Regions from separate parts of the Mus musculus genome. Here region 1 is linked to region 2. The links are chromatin loops, found by intact Hi-C in ENCODE. Cell type or tissue: left cerebral cortex. All regions are shown on one strand. Links, peaks and the distances in the headings refer to the core of each region. The heading gives the core; the rest is flanking DNA.

Evidence for each region. A loop is a pair of places that touch in the nucleus more often than their neighbours do. Peaks named below come from ENCODE experiments on the same cell type or tissue, not always from the same donor. Only the 100,000 strongest peaks of a DNase experiment are listed, where the experiment ranks them.
Region 1: a loop joins it to region 2, with 2.5 times the contacts of the local background. A loop is called at or near these places in 7 of 42 quality-filtered maps.

The regions. Positions count from the first base shown.
Region 1 is chr1:176,855,845-176,868,171 of GRCm38, forward strand. The region is part of intron 9 of Sdccag8 (serologically defined colon cancer antigen 8); the gene reads left to right. Among named protein-coding and RNA genes, the nearest start is that of Sdccag8, 47 kb to the left of the region's middle. In left cerebral cortex, for the core only: a CTCF peak has its summit at 6,491 (motif pointing left); a DNase peak (open chromatin) is centred at 6,500.
Region 2 is chr1:176,749,581-176,761,907 of GRCm38, forward strand. Cep170 (centrosomal protein 170) reads right to left here. Exons shown (of 20, transcript NM_001099637.2): 11 at 11,771-11,920; 12 at 8,817-8,937; 13 at 5,586-7,403; 14 at 346-580. Among named protein-coding and RNA genes, the nearest start is that of Mir350, 17 kb to the right of the region's middle. In left cerebral cortex, for the core only: no CTCF peak of the experiment used is centred there; DNase peaks (open chromatin) are centred at 4,559 and 5,869.

The DNA of each region.
Region 1 (12,327 bases), core at 2,189-10,188, 110 kb after region 2:
AGATCCAGCATGTGAATTCTAACAGCATTAGCCTGAGCTCTCTGAGCCCGTGCAGGCTGCTCTGTGCATGCATAGATGGCACACTTGATCCTCATAGGAGGCACAGTTCAGGTGGCACTCTTTGTAGACATCCCTGTGTCCTGTTTTTTTAATATTTTTTATTAGGTATTTTCCTCATTTACATTTCCAATGCTATCCCAAAAGTCCCCCATACCCTTCCCCCCACTCCCCTACCCACCAACTCCCACATTTTGGCCCTGGCATTCCCCTGTACTGGGGCATATAAAGTTTGTGTGTCCAATGGGCCTCTCTTTCCAGTGATGGCCGACTAGGCCATCTTTTGATACATTTGCAGCTAGAGTCAAGAGCTCCGGGGTACTGGTTAGTTCATATTGTTGTTCCCACTATAGGGCTGCAGATCCCTTTAGCTCCTTGGGTACTTTCTCTAGCTCCTCCATTGGGGGCCCTGTGATCCATCCAATAGCTGACTGTGAGCATCCACTTATGTGTTTGCTAGGCCCCAGCGTAGTCTCACAAGAGACAGCTATATCAGGGTCCTTTCAGCAAAATCTTCTAGTGTATGAAATGGTGTCAGCGTTTGGATGCTGATTATGGGATGGATCCCTGGATATGGCAATCACAAGATGGTCCATCCTTTCGTCACAGCTCCAAACTTTGTCTCTGTAACTCCTTCCATGGGTGTTTTGTTCCCAATTCTAAGAAGGGGCAAAGTGTCCACACTTTGGTCTTCGTTCTTCTTGAGTTTCATGCGTTTAACAAATTGTATCTTATATCTTGGGTATCCTAAGTTTCTGGGCTAATATCCACTTATCAGTGAGTACATATTGTGCGAGTTCCTTTGTGATTGGGTTACCTCACTCAGGATGATGCCCTCCAGGTCCATCCATTTGCCTAGGAATTTCATAAATTCATTCTTTTTAATAGCTGAGTAGTACTCCATTGTGTAAATGTACCACATTTTCTGTATCCATTCCTCTGTGGAGGGGCATCTGGGTTCTTTCCAGCTTCTGGCTATTATAAATAAGGCTGCTATGAACATAGTGGAGCATGTGTCCTTCTTACCGGTTGGGACATCTTCTGGATATATGCCCAGGAGAGGTGTTGCTGGATCCTCCGGTAGTACTATGTCCAATTTTCTGAGGAACCGCCAGACTGATTTCCAGAGTGGTTGTACAAGCTTGCAATCCCACCAACAATGGAGGAGTGTTCCTCTTTCTCCACATCCTCGCCAGCATCTGCTGTCACCTGAATTTTTGATCTTAGCCATTCTGACTGGTGTGAGGTGGAATCTCAGGGTTGTTTTGATTTGCATTTCCCTGATGATTAAGGATGTTGAACATTTTTTCAGGTGCTTCTCTGCCATTCAGTATTCCTCAGGTGAGAATTGTTTGTTCAGTTCTGGGCCCCATTTTTTAATGGGGTTATTTGATTTTCTGGAGTCCACCTTCTTAAGTTCTTTTTATATATTGGATATTAGTCCCCTATCCGATTTGGGATAGGTAAAGATCCTTTAACAATCTGTTGGTGGTATTTTTGTCTTATTGACGGTGTCTTTTGCCTTGCAGAAGCTCTGCAATTTTATGAGGTCCCATTTATCAATTCTCGATCTTACAGTACAAGCCATTGCTGTTCTATTCAGGAATTTTTCCCCTGTACCCATATCTTCAAGGCTTTTCCCTTATTTCTCCTCTATAAGTTTCAGTGTCTCTGGTTTTATGTGGAGTTCCTTAATCCACTTAGATTTGACCTTAGTACAAGGAGATAGAAATGGATCAATTCGCAATCTTCTACATGATAACAGCCAGTTGTGCCAGCACCATTTGTTGAAAATGCTGTCTTTTTTCCACTGGATGGTTTTAGCTCCCTTGTCAAAGATCAAGTGACCATAGGTGTGTGGGTTCATCTCTGGGTCTTCAATTCTGTTCCATTGGTCTACATGTCTGTCACTATACCAGTACCATGCAGTTTTTATCACAGTTGCTCTGTAGTACAGCTTTAGGTCGGGCATGGTGATTCTACCAGAGGTTCTTTTAACCTTGATAAGAGTTTTTGCTATCCTAGGTTTTTTGTTATTCCAGATGAATCTGCCGATTGCCCTTTCTAATTCGTTGAAGAATTGAGTTGGAATTTTGATGGGGATTGCATTGAATCTGTAGATTGCCTTTGGCAAGATGGCCATTTTTACTATATTGACCTTGCCAATCCATGAGCATGGGAGATCTTTCCATCTTCTGAGACCTTCTTTAATTTCTTTCTTCAGAGACTTGAAGTTCTTAACATACAGATCTTTCACTTCCTTAGTTAGAGTTATATTATTTGTGACTATTGAGAAGGGTGTTGTTTCCCTAATTTCTTTCTCAGCCTGTTTATCCTTTGTGTACAGAAATGCCATTGACTTGTTTGAGTAATTTTATATCCAGCTACTTCATTGAAGCTGTTTATCAGGTTTAGGAGTTCTCTGGTGGAATTTTTAGGGTCCCGTATATATACTATCCTATCATCTGCAAAAAGTGATATTTTGACTTCTTCCTTTCCAATTTGTATCCCCTTGATCTCCTTTTGTTGTCTAATTGCTCTGGCTAGGACTTCAAGTACAATGTTGAATAGGTAGGGAGAGAGTGGACAGCCTTGTCTAGTCCCTGATTTTGTGGGATTGCTTCCAGCTTCTCACCATTTGCTTTGATGTTGGCTACTGGTTTGCTGTAGATTGCTTTTATCATGTTTAGGTATGGGCCTTGAATTCCTGATCTTTCCAAGACTTTTATCATGAATGGGTGTTGGATTTTGTCAAATGCTTTCTCAGCATCTAAGGAGATGATCATGTGGTTTTTGTCTTTGAGTTTGTTTATATACTGGATTACGTTGATGGATTTCCGTATATTGAACCATCTCTGCATCCCTGGGATGAAACCTACTTGGTCAGGATGGATGATTGTTTTGATGTGTTCTTGGATTCGGTTAGCAAGAATTTTATTGAGGATTTTTGCATCAATATTCATAAGGGAAATTGGTCTGAAGTTCTCCATCTTTGTTGGGTCTTTTTGTGGTTTAGGTATCAGAGTAATTGTGGCTTCATAGAATGAGTTGGGTAGAGTACCTTCTGTTTCTATTTTGTAGAATAGTTTGTGAAGAACTAGGATTAGATCTTCTTTGAAGGTCTGATAGTACTCTGCACTAAACCCATCTGGTCCTGGGCTTTTTTTGGTCGGGAGACTATTAATGACTGCTTCTATTTCTTTGGGGGATATAGGGCTGCTTAGATCATTAACCTGATCTTGATTCAACTTTGGTACCTGGTATCTGTCTAGAAACTTCTCCATTTCATCCAGGTTCTCCAATTTTGTTGAGTATAGCCTTTTGTAGAAGGATCTGATGGTGTTTTGGATTTCTTCAGGATCTGTTGTTATGTCTCCCTTTTCATTTCTGATTTTGTTAATTAGAATGCTTTCCCTGTGCCCTCTAGTGAGTCTGGCTAAGTGTTTGTCTATCTTGTTGATTTTCTCAAAGAACCAGCTCCTCCTTTGGTTGATTCTTTGAATAGTTCTTCTTGTTTCCACTTGGTTGATTTCGCCCCTGAGTTTGATTATTTCCTGCTGTGTAGTCCTCTTGGGTGAATTTGCTTCCTTTTGTTCTAGAGCTTTTAGGTGTGTTTTCAAGCTGTTAATGTGTGCTCTCTCTAGTTTCTTTTTTGTAGGCACTCAGAGCTATGCGTTTTCCTCTTAGAAATGCTTTCATTGTGTCCCATAAGTTTGGGTATGTTGTGGCTCCATTTTCATTGAACTCTAAAAAGTACTTAATTTCTTTCTCTATTCCTTCTTTGACCAAGGTATCATTGAGAAGAGTGTTGTTCAGTTTCCATGTGAATGTTGGCTTTCTATTATTTATTTTGTTATTGAAGATCAACTTTAGTCCATGGTGATGTGATAGGATGCATGGGACAATTTCAATATTTTTGAATCTGTTGTGGCTTGTTTTGTGACCAATTATGTGGTCAATTTTGGAGAAAGTACCATGAGGTGCTGAGAAGAAGGTATATCCTTTTGTTTTAGGATAAAATGTTCTGTAGATATCTGTCAGATCCATTTGTTTCATAACTTCTGTTAGTTTCACTGTGTCCCTGTTTAGTTTCTGTTTCCATGATCTGTCCATTGGTGAAAGTGGTGTGTTGAAGTCTCCTACTATTATTGTGTGAGGTGCAATGTGTGCTTTGAGCTTTACTAAAGTTTCTTTAATGAATGTGGCTGCCCTTGTATTTGGAGCATAGATATTCAGAATTGATAGTTCCTCTTGGAGGATTTTACCTTTGATGAATAGGAAGTGCCCCTCCTTGTCTTTTTTGATGACTTTGGGTTGGAAGTCAATTTTATTAGATATTAGAATGGCTACTCCAGCTTGTTTCTTCATACCATTTGCTTGGAAAATTGTTTTCCAGCCTTTCATTCTGAGGTAGTGTCTGTCTTTTTATCTGAGATGAGTTTCCTGTAAGCAGCAAAATGTTGGGTCTTGTTTATGTAGCCAGTTTGTTAGTCTATGTCTTTTTATTGGGGAGTTGAGGCCATTGATATTAAGGAAAAGTAATTGTTGCTTCCTGTTATTTTTGTTGTTAAAGTTGGCATTCTGTTCTTGTGGCTGTCTTCTTTTAGGTTTGTTGAGGGATTTTTCTAGGGCGTGGTTCCCGTCCTTGTATTGTTTGTTGTTTTTTTTTTTTCTTTGTTATTATCCTTTGAAGGGCTGGATTCGTGGAAAGATAATGCGTGAATTTGGTTTTGTCATGGAATACTTTGTTTTTTCCATCTATGGTAATTGAGAGTTTGGCTGGGTATAGTAGCCTGGGCTGGAATTTGTGTTCTCTTAGTGTCTGTATAACATCTGTCCAGGCTCTTTTGGCTTTCATAGTCTCTGGTGAAAAATCTGGTGTAATTCTGATAGGCTTGCCTTTATATGTTACTTGACCTTTTTCCCTTACTGCTTTTAGTATTCTATCTTTATTTAGTGCATTTGTTGTTTTGATTATTATGTGTCAGGAGGAATTTCTTTTCTGGTCTAGTCTATTTGGAGTTCTGTATGCTTCTTGTATGTTCATGGGCATCTCTTTCTTTAGATTTGGGAAGTTTTCTTCTATGATTTTGTCGAAGATATTTGCTGGTCCTTTGAGTTGAAAATCTTCATTCTCATCCACTCCTATTATCCGTAGGTTTGGTCTTCTCATTGTGTCCTGGATTTCCTGGATGTTTTGAGTTAGGATCTTTTTGCATTTTCCATTTTCTTTGATTGTTGTGCCGATGTTCTCTATGGAATCTTCTGCACCTGAGATACTCTCTTCTATCTCTTGTATTCTGTTGCTGATGCTCACATGTATGGTTCCAGATTTCTTTCCTAGGGTTTCTGTCTCCAGCGTTGCCTCACTTTGGGTTTTCTTTATTGTGTCTACTTCCCTTTTTAGGTCTAGTATGGTTTTGTTCATTTCCATCACCTGTTTGGTTGTGTTTTCCTGTTTTTCTTTAAGGACTTGTAACTCTTTAGCAGTGTTCTCCTGTATTTCTTTAAGTGAGTTATTAAAGTCCTTCTTGATGTCCTCTACCATCGGGTCTAGCTTTTCGGATGTGTTGGGGTGCCCTGGACTGGGAGAAGTGGGAGTGCTGGGTTCTGATGATGTTGAGTGGTCTTGGTTTCTGTTAGTAAGATTCTTATGTTTACCTTTCGCTATCTGGTAATCCCTGGAGTTAGTTGTTATAGTTGTCTCTGTTTAGAGATTGTTCCTCTGTTGATTCTGTTACCCTCTATCATCAGACCTGGGAGACTAGTTCTCTCCTCTGAGTTTCAGTGGTCAGAGCAGTCTCTGCAGGCAAGCTCACCTCTTACAGGGAAGGTGCACAGTTATCTGGCGTTTGGACCTCCTCCTGGTCAAAGATGAAGGGCCAAAACAGAACCTTTCCCAGAAGCTGTGTTGCTTTGGCCTGTCCCAGAAGCTGTTAATTTCAGTAGTCCACATTCTCACCTGTGCAGACTACTTTCTGTGGAGTTCCGGAACCAAGATCGCTTCCGCAGATCCTGAGGCAAAAACCTCCAGGGCCAGGAGGGCCCCTGTCCTCTCGCCTGGAAGGTGGCCGGATGTCTGGAGCCCGAAAACGGCGCTGCCTCAGAAGCTCTGTGGCTCTCGCCTGTCACAGAGGCTGTTAGCTTCTGTGGTCCACACTCTTGTCTGTGCAGACAACTTTCTGCGGAGTCCCGGGAGAGAAGAATTTTTAAAAAAGGAAAAAGAATGTATGAGGTGGACATTGTGTGCTATGTACCTGGCATTCACACTGTATTGAAATGTGATAACATGGTGTTGGAGTCTGTGAGTTTTCACCTAATGTTCTGATAAAACATACGAATTTTGCTTTGGGAGAGTATTAAAAGATAGGGACTGTGGATATTTTCAGTTCAGAAGCACTTTTTAATCCGAAGTAGTTGCTTGGTGTTTGTTGCCACCCAGTGGTCATTGTTTGTATTGCATTCAGAGTAGAAGGCATTGCTTTATGGCACTGTTGTTTACCCTTCTAGTGGCTGTGAAAGTTCCTGACCTGTTTATAAGAAACAAATACCAGAGCTCCCTGGGACTAAACCACCAACAAAGAGTACACATGGTGGGACTCGTGGCTCCAGCTGCACATGTAGCAGAGGAGAGGCCCTTGGTCCTGTGAAGGCTCTATGCCCCAGTATAGGGGAATGCCAGGACCAGGAATTGGAGTGGGTGGGTTGGTGAGCAGGGGGAGAGGGGAGGGTATAGGGCATTTTCGGAGGGGAAACCAGGGAAGGGGATAACATTTGAAATATAAAGAAAATATCTAATTAAAAAAGAAAGAAATGAAAAAAAAAAAAAACAACAAATATCAGGCCTGGGCAGTTCATAATGTTGTTTTCAGGTAATGGTGTGGAAGTACTGTCCAGCAATGGTTGTGTTCCACTTTCTAGATCTGTGGTTTGGGCAAATTATTTCCTGATTGAAAGCTGTACCTTTTCCTACCTGGGTGAGGAGAACACTGAAATCGCCCTGGTGAACGTGGTGACAGGACTCTGTGCCACTTAGGAAGCTTTTAGTGCATAAGGTCACTCAGTGAAGGGCTTCACTTGAAAAATGTAACAACTACAACTGAAGATGATTTTTAAGGAGAAAAAAAATATAATCTGGGAATCAATGAGGGTAGAATGTGTTGATAAAATTCAAGAATCAGGTAGCAAAGGTTCCAGGCTGCCTGCCTGCCTGCCTCAGGATCAAAGAGGCTGAGTGATGTGTGCAGGCATGGGCTTAGGAAGTCAGTAGGCACAAGAGAGGTGAAAGAACACTCTGAGGAAAATTTTCTTTACAAATGGCAACATAGAAGGTTCAGTAAATGTTAAAAAAAAAAAAAACATTTTTATTCTGTGTCTTAGATTTTAAGAGGAGCAAAAAAGCAGAAATAAGAAATTTGGGGTGGACAAAAGACCAGAAAAGCATTGAGCACCAGACTTCACTTGGGCATGGCCGTCATGCCGCTTGCAGCACAGTGTCTAGTGCAAAACAGAACCAAGCTGTCAGTGCACCTTACTCCCTCACCCAGCCGGGCTGCAGTCCTCGCAGGCATGTTTGTGGTGATGCTGGGATTAGCAAGCCTGGTGCTGCTTCAGAATGTGGCATATGTGGTTATGTAGTATATACAACCGTCAGTGATAAAAGCAACTGTGTCATTGGCCTTCATGTGTGTTGTATTGTTTACCATTATTTTAGACTGTATCCCTTGCGTGTGTGTGATCACACCAGCAGTAGCCTCATTCACCTCATATTCAGAGGGTCTCCTGATTGCTTCAGAAGCAGTAACATGACCTACAATATGCAGGCTTATGTAAGTGTCAACTGATATAGTATGCTTTTCTCAGAACATGGCCATTAACTGATGCAAATAGTCTCAGTGTAGGCTTATGGATAAGTTTCCGGTAAGCAAGTATTTATACATTAAAAGCAATACTGTGTTTTATTCATAAGTAAAAATCTTAAATGTATTGATAATCACTTTTATTTAATGGGCTTTGCTTCAAAAAAATAAATTCATATTTATAAGCTTTAAATTTTATGCTCACTAAACGTAAACAATAAATCATTGTGGTATATTAATTTATTATTCATGAGTCTTTTGCTGGAATTTCTAGGAAACTATAACAGTTGGGAGGAAGATTAGAAATGTCATAAAATAGGTTTCCTGGTTTAAAACTTCAGTTGGAAGATGTTAGTTTTGTTGTGGAAAATGTTTGACTTCTTTATGATAGTAATTTTTATCCTTTGGCTTAATAAAACTAGAAATAGAAATACGAAGCCCACAAAGTTATGTTTTGAAATAACTGTTGATAAACAGCATGCAGTGACTGCAAAGGAAGCCACATGAGTGGAATCCATTGGTTTGGGAAAGCAAAATTTCTCAGCTCCTCAAGGCTGGCGGCCATTTCCACCAAGTAAGGAAAAGGAGAACCCACCACAGATCCCCCGGGAAAAATGGGGTGCAGGCCCCACTTGGACATGATCATCTTAGTTGTGATGTAGCCTCTGAGGATTTTGTTTCTTCAGGGTTATACATCAGCTGTGGCTCTCAAAAATGAGTAAATTCGAGCCCTTGAACTACAAGGACCAGTACCCTGCAGACCCCTGTAGTGAGGGTTAGAGAGTCCTGAGCCTTGGTGAGGCCACCTGTTAGAGACGTTTTAGATTGGGGATGCCAGCTCCCTGATTTAGGTCCAAGGGTAAGGCGATTGCTTGTTGCTCAATCATTAAGACCTGAGGTAGGATCTGCTGGGGAGGTGGAGACAGGAGGATCTCTAGGACATAATACCAACCAGTCTATGTAACTGGTGAGCTCCAGGTCAGGTGGGAGACCATCTCTCAAAAATTAAGGTAGAGATGTGGTTGAAGTGGACTTTGGCTTCCATGTGTGTGCATATGTGACTAAATTTTTTATTTTCACACGTTACTAAATTTTACTGTTTCTTTCATTGTAACCAAGTATAAATGTTAAAAATTTAAAAGGGTATAAAATGAAATGTGTGAACTTGGTTACATACCTAGTGACAGACTCCATGACAATTTGTAACCTAAGGGTTAGTCATTGCTCTTCATTCCTCCTCCACAGCCGCCTGCTGATGAGCATCAGGAGACAGAAGCCTCAGGCTCAGCAGTCAGTCATCAGCACTCTGTTTATATGACTGACAGCTCCACTTTGTGCTTTCCACTGAACCTCCTCTTGCTAGGCCACCATGAGGACCATTTCCTCTGGTTCCCGCGGAAACTGGAATCTTTCCCTCTTGCTGTTTGGGCTGGCTGGGCTCTCAGGTGTTCTTACTGTTCCCATACTTAAATGGTGTTAATGCCTAAGTTTTTGTTCAGTTGGGAATTTCTTTGGATATACTGGTTCTATTTACTTATACCGGTAGTATTCATTATATCAGTAAAGGTTACTGGGTTGTGTTTTACTAGATTAGTGGAAAATGGTTATAACTAACACAATTGCACAGAATTCAGTATTCCCTAGTATTTCAGGCTCCAACAGATTCAGTTATAGAAAAAAAATCACTCTCATTTCTCTTACAATCTAGTTTAAAATTTTCCTAGTTTCTAAGGCACTCAGCTAGGATTTAAGTTGGGGCTAACTTCCTTGGAGAACTGGTTTTAATCAAAACCAAATACAATTTGGTTTTGATTAACCAGACACGTTTGAAATTGGCTCTCATACTGTAGGATAACAGAAACTTTCCAAAATAAAGACCTGAAAGTGAATACCTTCTAGATGAAGGAAGGAGAGTTTGCTGCATATCCTAGATATTTTCTGTCTATATTTAGCTTTTAGCAGAGGGCAGCATAACTGTGCCTAAAACCCAATGGTGTACACGGAGACTATTTCCATATCTACTGTCAACAAATGTGGCTGTGCAGTTTGTTTGCTTTATTTTTATTTTCAAATAGTTTTAATTTTTTCTCTCATATTTTACATCCTAGCCACATTTTCCCCTGTTTCTTCTCCCCCCAAGTCTCCCCCCTCCAACTTCTCCCCCTTAACCACTCCTCTTCTGATTCCCTTCAGGAAAGGACAGGCCTCTTAGGGGTAACACCAAACATGTCATATCAAGTTGCAATAAGACTAGGCACCTCTCTCATATTAAGGCTGGATGAGGCAACCCAGTGGTGGGAAGAGGGTCCCGAAAACAGGCAAAAGTGTCAGAGACAGCCTCTGCTCCCGCTGTTAGGAGACCCACAAGAAGGCCAAGCTACACAACTGTAACATATGTGAGGAGGGCCTAGGTAAGGTCCATGCAGGCTTCCCTGGTTGGTGCTGTGGGTTGCTTGTGATGTTCTTGTCCTGTCTGGCTCCTACAACCCCTTCTTCCCCTCTCCTGCAGGATTCCCCAAGCTCCACCTAACATTTGGCTGTGGGTTTCTGCATCTGCTTCCGTCTGTTGTTGGCCTCTCTGATGACAGTTATGCTCTGGTCTTGGAGTACAGCAGAATATTATTAGGTTGTATTTGGTTCTGTCCTAGGTGTCTGGGCTGTCTGGCCTCTGGTTCCTGGTCCTCCAGACAGTGTCGAGGTGAGATCCCTCTCATGGCATGGGTCTCAAACTGGACTGGACATTGGTTGGCCACTTCCCCATGGCACATCTTGTAGGTAGGAGGTTTTGTGGCTGACTGTTCCAGTTCCTCTCCTGGAAGTCTTGCTTGACTATGAGAGATGGTCAGTTCAGGCTCTGTATCCCCCATTGCTAGGAGTCTTAGGGCTACCCTGGTAGATTCTTTGGAGTTTCCATAGACTCCCCAATTAGCCCCCAATTCCAGTTGTCTCTCCCAATAATTTCTCCCTCCATCTCCCTCTTACTTGATCCCTCCTGCTCCTGTCTCCCCCCACAATAGGAGATTTCATTCCTGCTCCCTCCCTGAAACATCCACTTAGAAGTGAGGACAGACCATGTTTGACTTTTTGGGTCTGGGTCATCTCACCAAGAATGATTTTTTTTCTAGTTCCATCCATTTGCCTGTAAAATTTATGATGTTATTTTTTTATCAGCTGAATAATACTCCATTGTATAAATATAACCCATTTGATGTATCCATTCTTTGGTTGAGGGACAGCTAGATTGTTTCCAGTTTCTGACTATTACAAATTAGGCTGCTGTAGATATAGTTGAGCAAGTTTCCTTTATGGTAGGATAAAGCATCCTTTGGGTATATGCCCAGGGGTGGTATAACTGAGTCTTGAGGTAGATCCATTCTAAGAAACTGCCATATTGATTTCCAAAGTAGCTGTACAAGTTTGCACTCCCCCGCCAGCAATGGAGACGTGTTTCCCTTGCTCCACATCATTACCAGTATGAACTGTCACTTGTGGTTGTCTTAACCATCCTAGACTGTCCAAATTATAATCATATAGCTTGTGAGCTATGTGAGACCTGGGTTGGGCCAGTGCTGTAGGCATAGACAAATGCCAGAGGACTGAGATTCTATAGGAAGTTCATTTGATTGAGGGTTTTTTTTATGTAGTTTGCAGTTCTAATTCATTCTTGGACATTATAGATAATGGCATTATTATGAATATGTCCAAGGGAAGTGAGGGAGGTTTTTCTTTTTTATTTCCTTTGGTTTTTACAGTCCATTCATTGCCCCATCCCCACCCACCTTCCCACAGTTCCTCATCTCATTCCTCCTCCCCCTGTCTTCAAGAAGATGTCTCCCACCCCAGGCCTCCCCACTCCCTGGGGCCTCAAGTCTCTTGAGAGTTAGGTGACTCTTCCCCCACTAAGGCAAGGCCAGGCAGTCCTCTGCTGTATATGTGTCTGTCAGCGGTCTTGGACCACCAGCTCGTGCATGCTGCGTGGTTGGTGGCTCAGTGTGTGAGAGACCACAGGGATCCAGGCTAGTTGCGGCTGCTGGTCTTCCTATGGGTTCACCCTCCTCCTCAGTTTCTTTCAGCCTTTCCCTAATTCAACCACAGGGGTCCCGGACTAGTCTTGTAGCTTTAATGGTGAAATGGCAACCTGTGAGTGAGTGAGAGTGAGTGAGTGAGTGACAGTGAGTGAGTGAGTGAGTGAATGAATGAGAGTGAATGAGAGTGAGTGAGTGAGTGAGTGAGAGTGAGTGAGTGAGAGTGAGTGAGAGTGAGTGAGTGAGTGAGTGAGTGAGTGACTGCAGCATCAGGGTGCTGCTATGACAATAGTGTTGGAAAGCAGTCATCCAAGTGGACTGTAGAAGGTGTTTGAACTATCTTAAATAAGAAAGGGTATCATTGCCTCATTTCTCCCTGGTGTGCC
Region 2 (12,327 bases), core at 1,528-9,527:
TAAAACATTTAATTAGACCTGAGGATTTTACTTCTTAGATAATTTGTATAAAGAAGCAAATTTTTGTTATTAACCTGGAATGTTTTTGATATTTTTAAAAAACATTTGGTTTATTTTATATGTATGTGGGTGTTCCTGAGTGTATGTCTGGGCAGCATATACAGCAAGAGCTTGAGGAGTCAGAAGAGACACTGGCTGCTCAGGGACTGGATTTACAGTGAGAGCTGTTCTGTGGGTACTGGGAACCAAACCCAGGTTTTCTTCTCCTCTGCATTTAACTGCTGAGTCACTTCTCTCCAGCCCCCAATAACCAGCAATGCTGATAAAAAATAAATAAAAGCCAACCTGGCTATCTCTTCTCGATGGGCAGTCCAATCTCGGATATAATCTTCCTGTTCTTTAATTCGGTGCTTGAATGAAGAACTAGCAGGCATTGCTGATCCAGTACTCTGCATGCGAGTGGTTTTCAGGGCTGGAGAAGTACGTAGACGAGTATGTTTAGGGGAATTACGGTTTGATCCAAATTCATCTTCTGAGGTGGAAGCATAATCAGTAGGAAAGCGCCTCCATCTTGAATTTACTAAATTTGTTTAATTATTAAAAAAAGAGTTATTATGTTATCATTTAAACTTTTTAAATAAAAATCATGATTACAAGATCACCACGAGAGTTCACACACAGCACAATTTTCAGTAACTGACACACATACCTCACAAAAAATTCTAAGTCTACAGTTCCTTAAAGATTGAAACATTATACATTGGTGAATTAAAAACAATGATTAAAAACAATCAAAAGACCGTGTTTTTCATAGTGTAGCGAATAAACATTCAGATGAAAAAGTTCACTAATGATAAACAAGCTCTAGTCATAAATGCTTAACAAGGGTGTTTTCAGTTGCACATACTTTTTGAGTCGAGATATGGATGCTTTTTAAATGACAGCAAAAACACCAACAAGACAAAAATAAAAAGGGAAAAGACTTCCTCATGCCACATGGACTTTGAACACAGAGATGAAGAAAACCCTCTTTTCCCAACATACATATGTGCATAATTCCTGTCCAGAAATTATGCCTTTATGGCGGAAAAAAAAAACATTACCTCTGTCATTCAACATCCTGTTATGCTATGGTTGGAAAAAGTCTCTTTACATGGTAAAAGAACACAACAAAGCATCTTCAGTACAATTCTTTGCTGCTTTAACACCAAAAACATATGGTCAAACTAGACAATGGTGTAAACTCTACAAAGCATGAGACTACAAAACCTCACAATCACTGACATTTAAGGCACAAGAGAGAATTCAGATTGTCATTAAGGAAAGTGGCAATTACTTTCTCATTTACAGTTAGTAAAGACATTTTACAAATGTTATTGCTGACACATTGAAAATTAGAAGACAAATTAATGTAGACATTTTACTGTTAATAGCAAAATCAAACATACAAGTAATTTGTAAAATATAAACAAGAAAAGAACAGAGAAGTTAATGTCTAATTCATGGTAAACTCCATAAGGGCAGAAAATGTTATTTAACAACTAATGTGTACCTAGCATTTAGATGATGTGTCTGGCTAGCAAGTGATTAAGAATAGTTCTGAATGACGAGGGTGGCCTACTCCATATAGTAGGTAAGTGAAGCCCAGAATTTCCTCATCCTCCATTAGAATTTCATACTTTTCCTGATACTTCTTCAAACTGTACTTTCCTTGAAGTGGGCTGGCTCTTAGATAAAACTATACACATCGCCACTGAAGATGGCTTAAAGCAGAGGAATCTATAGGGGCAATATGTATAAATCAGAGCCTGTACTTACTCACACAACTATTTGCTCTCCTGGGGTTAGGATCTAGACTAATGGGTACAGGAAGATAGGAATATGCAGAGGAAGCTCATGGGTCTCTGTAAAAAGCATATATAAATATTTTTCTTTTTTCTGAAGAGGAATGTGATAGTTAATATTTCATCATTATCTTTACAGGATTTCAAATCATCATGGTTATACAACTCTGGGTGTGCCTATGAGCATGTTTCTAGAAAGGTTTAATTGAGCAGGGAAGACTGACTGAACCCAGGGCCTGGAGTTCCGTATAGAAGGAAAAAAGGAGGAGAAAGTATAATGACAGGAAAATAGATCATATAAGGTTTTCAGATTTTTTACCTATCTAGATTAAATTTAAAAATCACTTTCACTTTCTTAAATTTTCTATTTACAAAAATATGTTTAATTTATATAATTAGACTGATCTTACTAAGGCACTTAATAGATCACTAAATTGAAAATCCATACTGGGGACTTTTAAAATATCAATGTCTAATTTGTTCTTTGGTGAAGCACTAGTTATCAATACATATTAAAATGAAAGTAACTTTCAAGATTATTTTAATCTTGTAGGCCATAAGAAACATATTTGTTTATAACATTATAAATTATTTTAACACAGCACACAGAATCATGTCTTACAATCCATATATGTATTTTTATATTTTTTAGAAATGAAACTATATAAAACTTTAATTTGACAATAGATAATAGACTATCTATTTTACCCAAAATAAAATTTACTTTAGTTATAAAATATACAATATTTCTATTTTACTGAAGGTATAAAATAGTATTTTTACTAGAAACATACTATTATTTATTATGTCTAGAATAAAAAAGGACTTATTAATGATTAACTGTGACTATTTCTTTTTAACGTAACAAAACTATGTCGATCTTAAAATACAACTACCAATTTAGCAAAAAAAAAAAAAAAGATCAGAAAAATACACATTTTCATTATATATCATAGGACTTAAGAGAGGAATTAAAGTACAAACAAGTTTTGTTGTGTATATTTATAAGCACTTAGCAATAAGATTATTCAGGGAGAAACATTTCTCTGGGAAAGCTTTCTATTTTCACCATTCATGTAAAAGAAAAATTAACACAAGCTGTAAATGCCCACTGTTTAATTTCCAGTTTGAATTTTGAGATTTAGAATAAGGAAAATATTTAAGAAATAAAACCTTAAAAATTTTAACAACACTTTCTAAACTATGTACTTAAAACAATGAACACCAGCTACTTCATTAACTAGCTAGTGTAAAACAGGATCTTGCTATACAGTCCAAGCCTGAGACACAGTAAGTAGCCAGGCTGGCCTGGAACTTACTCAAGTCCCCTTGTTTAAGCAACCCATATTCTTATTTTGATAACTTAGGGTCCTTGATTTTAATTAACAAAAGAATATGGGTAAAACAAAGTCATTAAACCCTTGGAAGCAAATTGCATAAAAGAACTGCTACCAATGTTACTAGACATTCTGAGTCATCAATGCTTAACACATTAAATGAAAGGAAAAAAAATTAATGACTTAGTCCAAAATACTACAGAATACTTTTTACATATGTCAATATGGCCAGTATCACAGGTGGTAGATAACTCCAAGGTCTTTTAATGTTACATGGAGAATAGAAACCCTGGCCAGTATGATTCTATGTTTATTAAAGCCCTCTTTTCTTTTTTCTTTTCTTTTCATTCTCACTCAAGATAATACAGTTATCTTAAATAAAAATGTTATAGCATCGAAGACATTCAATTGTTAAAAATCAATCAAATTTTCTAGTAATCATACCATGTAACAACTATTTAGTACATTCTTCACTGGACTGGATAAAATAGCCTTTCGATGCTTTAGTGATCACCACCAAAATTATGTCACATCTACCTTGTATATATTTCTAGTAATAACATAACAGATACTAGTGTCTTATGGAACCTAGGATACAGTAACATTTCTTAACAGAGTAGCAACAGCTAGTAAAAGACCCTGGATTCTCATTCTGCCCTAAGATTTGATCAGGGCAGGTTATTTCATCTCCTGGTACCAGTTCTCTAAATATCCTTTCTAGATCTTAAATTCTGTAACTGTAATTATGTAATATCCAACTACTAAGTATAAAGAATAAAAGTAACATTTAACTCAATTTTCTCTAGGGACTTTCATTAAGAAATTCAAGGATTTATTATTTGTTTAGATACAGAGGAGTACCAAGATCTGTATTCAAAGCAGAAATAAAAATCACTACCTGTATATGATATGAAATCTTATATTTGTTTTTTAGACTTGCCAAGTGGTTCTATTTGGACCACATTTTAAATAAGCCACTTCATGCTAAAGAGTAAGGAATAAAATCAGACTAATCATGTGGTAAGAGCTAGTCAATGATCAGAGAAGAAGCGACATTATGCTCTTTGTAAAATATAACTTACATCACAGCTCATGTTAGGACGGAAGGAAACATATCTTAATGTGTTAAATGGAGGTAAGATGGCAGAACAAGCGCTGTTGCAGAAGAAATCGGGGAACACAGCTCAGAATGCAGCAGCACAAAGGGATTGAACTAAGAAGGTAGAGCCGTAAGAGCCGTAAGAGATAATTGAATAACAATACCTGGTAATCAACTGATTAATAATCAAAGACTGATGTGTGGAAACAGGCCAGAATAACAAAGAAAGCATCATTTATCCTCCATTAAGCTTCAGTCTGCATTTGGTCCTACCATAGGCTCTGACTGTCATCAACACAGTCACTGAGCAGCAGCGACAGGACAGAACAGGAGCAGACAAGAGCAGCAGTGAAAGGAGGACAGAAAGTGGGGAAGGAGGAAACACAGTTACAACGCACGATTGGCTTGGTGTTGAGTCGTGAAGGATGTATTATAAATTAAGCAAAAGTAAAATCAAGATTACACACCAATGTTCCTCTACTTTTAACTCAAGACTTAGGGCTCACTTAGCTTGTTGGTAAAGAATCATAAACTTTTAAGTCTGGGAACAGCTGGTCTACCCTTACTGGCCTTTGCAGCCACACCCACACGTGCAGCTGATTGTGAGGTAATAAGAGCACGCTTGGAGGATACACACAAATAGCTAGCTGCCTCACAGCTGTAGCCACACAGTCTCCATGGCTTCAGCTTAAATACGAAGTGCAGACAAGTAAGTCAATAGCACTTCAGCGCTTAGAGATAATGAGTAGTGATTGTAGTGACAGATAATCACTCCAGTTAAACGCTAAGAGTACAAGATAATGTTCACAATTAACTTTCCAGTTTAATTTGACCCACACATGTTTAGTGATTGCCCCATGAATCCACGATCTTCCACTGAAATAAATGAAGTTAATTTTCAACAGCTCCAACTATAAATGTGTAAGTATATGAAACAGTTTTTAATCAGATATTTATTTCCAAAAGGATGGAAAAAGGTATATTATTTCTCTTCAGGTTCATAAGAAATCTGAAACACCTGGTTTTAGGAGCATAACATTATTTTTAAAATAGTAATTCCTAATATAATTCTATCAAATTAAAAAAAAACCTCCTAAATGTGTTTAGTTAATATCTTATTTTGAAATCACTACTTTGTCTAAGACTTTATTTGGAATTTTACATTTTAATGGAGGAGATAGTAACTCACTAATTTTAACCTTATTCTTGAATTATTTTTCTAAGACAGCTAGAAATATAATTCTTAAATATAAAAAGCCAATACAGAAAACATACTGCTGTTATTAAAAATCTAGAACCAATTACCTGAAGGAGAGCCGTGAGTGGAGCTCATGCTCTTGACCTTGGAGTCGGAGAGCCGAGAGATACTGTTAGCTCGAGTTCTAGGAGAAAGTTTATCTGATGGCACTAGCCTGGCTCCGCTCCTAATGACAGCTTCTGCGGTGCGTGCAGATGCGCTGCTTCTTGAAATTGTTGCTTCAGAGTCACTACGGGCAGATAATGAGCCAAGTCTTGTTCTTCGAGGCTGAGCCAATAAATCAATCCTAGAGATGGTTCGCCTTCCTGTGGGTGGTTTTGATGTGGAACTTGTAGTGGACACTTCAGAAGCAACAGATGCTTTGTCAGCATCAGCAAGTTCACTGTCAGAAGCTTCACCAAGCCGGGCTCTTCGCAGGAGGGAAGTCCGGGTGGGCCGTGGCCTTGGGAGAGTAGTGGATTTGCTTGTTGAACCAGAGGCAACAGGAGAAGTCTTAGACTTTGTTGCTTTGCCTCCCTCCAGTTTGGAATGTATGTTGTGTTCATCGGCTGAGGTAAGTGGAGTCCGTCCATGAGATTTGCAGGAGTATGTTTCCTGGTCAGATGACATAATGTCAGAAATAGCAGAATGAGGCACACTAGAGGTCTGGTCATCGTCTGTTAAGTCTATGGAAGGCTGCCGGATTCTTCCACTGGACTGCACAAATTTGCGACCATCTGCTCTTGCACCTATATCTGCAGAGCGGCTTTTTGCTTTCTTTTCAATTTTCTCCCTACTGCCTGACTTAGTAACATCTTTGGATGGGGAACTCGTGGAACACCTGTCTTTATAGAGACTAGTGAAACTCTTCCGCTTTTGCGTGGACTTTCTTTCTGTCTCTCCAGTAACCAGACTAATTGTACTGGCTGTGTCTACATCAGACTCTGGGGAAATTGAATTGTCTCTATTGTAACTGGGAGTATCTGGGCCTTCATCAGTTTTATTATTATCTTCTCGCAGTTTAGCTTCTAGAAAAGCCATCACTGCTTCTGTGTCTTTTAGAATCAAGGTTGTGTCCATGCTAGAATCAGTATCCAAAGAGTCACTCCTTTCTCGGAGTCTACTTGCAGACGTCAGTGCTAAGGCAGTGGGTACAGATGAATTCTGCTTATTGATATGGGGGATAAGTTCTATGGGGATGTTGGAACTGGGCTTGTCTATGGTGAAACTCCCTTGGCGCACTAACGATTTGGAAGACTCTTTCTTGTCTCCTTTTGAGGCCTGGCATTTTGGAATTTCCTCAGCTTTTCTTCTCTTGCTTTCATTTTGTATTACTCTGTCTCCTTTGCTCGTAGAATGTCCTGAAACTTTTTCTAAGAGTTGGGACTCTTGCTTAGAAGATTCCTCCCTACATTTATCTATATGGCCTAAAGCATTTTTTGAAGGAAACTTAGTAGGAGTCCACTGGGCCTGCTCCTTTTGCTCTTGCTGCTGCATTTTAGCCAATGTTTGTTTTACCAAAGAAGTTTCCTTTTCCGTCTCACTCTTCTCCTTGCTAGATGAGCTTCCTGAGTGAAGGAGGGCTTTACCATCTCCACCAGTTTTAGGACTCTCACCATTGACTGCCCTGCTCATTTTACTCAGGCCTCGGTCTGCATCGTGCTTCTCGCTTTGGTATACCTGGGCTTCTTTTTCCTGCAGTTCCGTGTCTTGCTTTTCTCCTATCTCTGACCTCTGTGGAACGACCTTCGCTCTGGAGCTCTCGAGTAGCTTCTCTTCATTTGGGAGCTGGGGAAGAGTTCGCCTCTTCCTCTCTCCCTGACTAGCCAAGGAAGTTGTACAACTAGTACTTCTTAGGGAAACACCAGCGTCACCAGTATCTGTCTCTAAAATAAAAATATCAAAGCAGAAATTCATGAGAGCAAAAGGACACATATAAAAGGAATGTCTACTAGTTACAGCATAAGTTTAAAAATATCCTCAGTATAAAATGAATGCCTTCTGTGAAAAATTTGTACTTCCTAAAAAAAGAAAAGAAAAAAGGGCAAAATATCTTAGCTTTTAGCAAGGCATTAAAAAAAAATTCCATGTAATATTTTGTATATGCTTGGGCCAGGGAGTGGCACTATTAGGAGGTGTGGCCTTGTTGGAGTAGGTGTGTCACTGTGGGGTGGGCTTTAACACCCTTATCCTAGCTGCCTGGAAGCAAGTATTCTCCTTGCAGCCTTCAGATGAAGATGTAAAGCTCCCAGCTCCTTCTGCACCATGCCTGCCTGGATGCTGCCATGTTCCCACCTTGATGATAATGAACTGAACCTCTGAACCTGTAAGCCAGCCCCAGTTAAATGTTGTCCTTGTAAGTGTTGTATTGGTCATGGTGTCTCTTCACAGCAGGACAACCCTAAGACAATCCGTATCAATAGAAAATATGAAAATAGTAAAAAGTGACAGGACTTGTCATAATTTTATAACCAAGGGACTGTTAAACCATAATTTTCTGGTATATTAAGTAAGGCAGCTTATTAAAATAAATGACTTCTTTCTTTTTTTCAATTTAGTAGATCCCAATGCAAAAGTGAATACTTTTGAGGTGATAAGACAGAGACAAAAAAATTTGATCATATTTGAAAGAATTTAAAAATGAAGGGATCATATGTGAGTCTTTGTTTTGCATTTTAATGTGTAAAATTAACTGTAAAGCTTTTTAAGTGTAAACTGATAATTTAGAATACTATATACTTATGTAGTACAAGGTAACATTATTACTAAAAAATGAAATAGAAAATAATTAAATCAATATTTGACACCTTAATTTATAATATAAATTCATACATATATGAATCATGTGCAAATTATTACCTTATCTTTATGATTACACTATAATGGTAATTACATATTTTTCTAACAGATTGGCATATCAAGAAGGGTTAATTTTTTGAAGTTTTAAAATTGTACTTGAACAGCAAAAATTTACAATAAAAAAGCAGAGTGTCTGAAAATGAAATACTAAATCTTAGTAGTTATCCTTTTGTCTTTGGAAGGTTCAATTTATGAACTACACCAAAGTTTTTAAGGAAAAAGGACTTGGGGTTAGGTGGCATAGCATAGCATCTTGTATAATATATACACTAGTCCTCAGTTTACTTCATTTAAGCTTAATTTACTTCTAACTGTATTAAGTTTAGCTTGTTTTGTTTTTAAATACACATGGTCCACTAAAAGAGGGAGGGAGGAAGGGAGGGAGGGAGGGAGGGAGGGGAGAGAAAAGAGGTAAACATGGAGGAGGAGAGAGAAATTACCGTTTTCTACAGTTGCAGACAATTCCATTAACCTTTCTTCTGGATCATGCCTTGTATGATTAGCAGCCAAACTAGCCCATTGTGAAACCCAACGTTTGCTTCCAGATGAAGATATGGCTTCCTAAAGGAGAAAAACAGAGAGAGAGAATGCAACAACCCTGCCAATGCTCATTTTCATGAGCGAGAACTTCATTCAGTCACAGCATGTGACACAGAAGCCATGTCTCAAGCTCAGCTTGTTATGATGCATTGATTCTTCAATCAAGGCTCTCTAGCTGTTCCGTTCAACCACAATGTATTCTTATTATGAACGGAGTATACAATCTCCTGTGCTTCTTATACACTAACATGGTACTAGGTACAACAGTTATTCTGTTGCCAGAGGAGGACAGACACAAATCACAGCTTTGCAGCTAGCCCAGTGCAATTGGTTTTATTCCATTAAAAGGAAGAGAATCTAAAGGGTTATTAATTAAAGTTACCTGTTAGTCCTATACTTTCTAAGAAATCAGACTGGCTTCAGGGTTTCAAGACTTATCAAATATACTAGGTTATATTTTAATAGATTTCAAGAAACCAAAGCCTGGGCTGGAGAGATGGCTCAGCAGTTAAGAGCACTGACTACTCTTCCAGAGGTCCCAAGTTCAATTCCCAACAACCACATGGTGGCTCACAACCATCTGTAATGGGATCTGATGCTCTCTCCTGGTGTCTCTGAAGACAGCTGCAGTGTCCTCATATAAACAAAAATAAATAAATCTTAAAAAAAGGAAACCAAAGCCTGGTATTTCTATGATATTTAAGCTGAAAATAACACACTATGAAATTTGCTATACCCAGTCTGTACCCAGACCCATCTATGTTTTTATCTGTCTTTGAACCCTTCTAGTGAAGTGTGTATCCCTTAACTCATGGACATACCCTAGCATTTGTAGGCTGAGGGTAATATAAAAGTTATCTATCTCAAGCTGAAATCAGAGGTGGGATCAGCCTGTGAAACCTAGTGACGTACAGAAAGGGAGCGTGGGGATATATAGTTCTGTGGTAGAGACTCACTTAGCAAGTACAAGGCAGGTTCAATCCCTAGTACTGTAAAGAACAAAGACACCTCTCACCCAAACCTTAACTCAGGCAGCCATTCACACTAAAAATATAAAACTACAAAAGTTCATTTTGAGCTATTTAAATATACCTTTTTTTAAAAAGTTACTGTGTTAATTATGAGCAAACTGATGCTAGATACTGATAAAGTAATGATTCATGTAGACAATATATTGTATGGTATCAAGAATAGATTGAAATAAATGTAGAGAAAGATGTATATAGACAAACTGGACACCAAAGTTAGCAGACTTCTTGGACTCCCTTCCAAGGTCTTACAATCCCCATCTATAACTCTTGAGCACCAAAGACAGTACCAGATGATCCTGCACTGTGCAAAGAGCATCCACAACAGAGCGGCTTCACTATTATATACTTATGGCATGTTGTGCTTTGTTCTAATGGCCTGTTACACGATGGCTACAAAGACAGTAACTTACTGGAACTATATGAATTTTACCTGGCATAGATGGAGGAAGAGAGACGAGGGAATCTAAAGTAATTTACAAAAACCTTTCCCTGGATTTATCAAAATACCAACACACTGCCTGATATCATTACTAATATCATCTGTTTTCAGTGAGTAAATTAAACAGAAATTAGAATAAAACTTCCCTAAGTTTAAGAGAAATAAAGAACACTAAAAGCCTGTAATTGTTCTAACAATTTTCAGAAAATAGCAAACCGCAGGGTAACAATTTTAACACTATTGAGCATACAGATCTATTTATCTGTCCCTAAAAACATATTTGTAGGAATATAAATGAAATAGTAATGTTATGTAACTTGGATTTTCTTTTATTTACATTTTATATTTATTCATCACTCACTTACTCCTTAGAGAAAATTAATCTAAAGAGTAAAGTGATGAATTAAGAAAAAGGCTGGAGAGATGGCTCAGTGATTAAGAGCACCCGACAACCTGAGTTCAAATTCCCAGCACCCACATAAAAAGCTGATCATGACTGTGTGTGCTTGTGACATCAGCAGCAACAGTAAAGGCAAGCAGCTGGGCAGCCCAGTCAAAGTCCTTGTCCTAAAGGAATAAGGCAGACAGTAATAGAGGAAAACATGCATGTGCTCCTCTGGCTCCCACATGCATGTGCAACATACACGCGTGAATGCACACACGCACATGCACACACAGTGCTCACCTCAAACTTAAAAAAAAAAATCAAAGTCATTTAAGGTTTCTGGCCTTACAAATGACAAGATTTAAGATAGCAGCCAAGTTAATTTGCACTGCATTTTCCTTATTTTTAAAACAGCTTGAAGGCTGCTTCCACTAGAAGTCACTGCCTGTTATCTGAACCAGTAACATAGGTGTTATGCAAGTATATTCCCTTTTGCTACATAGACTGGAATGGAATTCTGATGTCATAGTTATGTGGTCAAACTGTCCTCAGTTACATCACTCTCCTTACATCCAGGGTACCACACTGGCTCTTACATCAGTGATCAGTTGTTCTTACATGACTCTCCTTACATCCAGGATACCACACTGGTTGTTACTGCAGCGATCAAGTGTATCCCTCTCATGTTTCCTGCTCAGTCTTCTAATTGCAAACACATAACCCCCACAGAATATAAGCAGGGTATATTTCTTGTTTTGTCTCATTGTGCTACTTACAAAGTGGAATATGGAGCTTATTACGTGTTTGCTGATTTGTAATTATTTCACTCACTAACACTGAAAGGACAATGAAAACTAGAATTGCTTTACATTTTCATTCAAAATTATAAAAAAGTCCAAATTTAGTTTTTTAAGCATTTCACAAGGGGAGATATATATACTTAAAATAACTTCCAAATGATGAAAACTTGTATTTTATGCTATAAAAAGAATTGCATACCTCTGAGTTATGAAACCCAGGTGTACTCAATGGCTTTCTTTCTTCCATTACTACTGCAGCAGAGTTGAGAGCCCAGTCTTTTATGAGACCTTTATGCTTTTCATTGATAATAGGCCTATTATAATCCTGATTGTCATCTACTCCAAATACCTAGAAGGAAAAATTTGTTTCAAAATGAAAATAAATGTGGGCACCAGATTAGTGTGTGAATATCAACAGCATCAAAAGCAAATAAAAAAAAATTCTAAATTACCCTCAGCTGGCAATTTCAGAAACAAGGGAAACTTGTGTAATGACAGGGTGACTTCCAGCTGGACTGGACATGAAGCCAGCAGCTGTAGATGTGACTATCCTTAATAGTTAGCAAATATTCCAGCTGATGAAACTAAATATTCAAAATACTACATTAGATTTGTTTAAAGGACTTGACATTAAACATTAAAATCATGGAACGAGTCAAGAAAATACTCGAGCACACTCTCAGCTTGTTTCTTGTTTCCATTTTGGAGAAGCACGTTAGAGAGCAGAAACACATGCCTCTTTTTATTTGTTTTTTC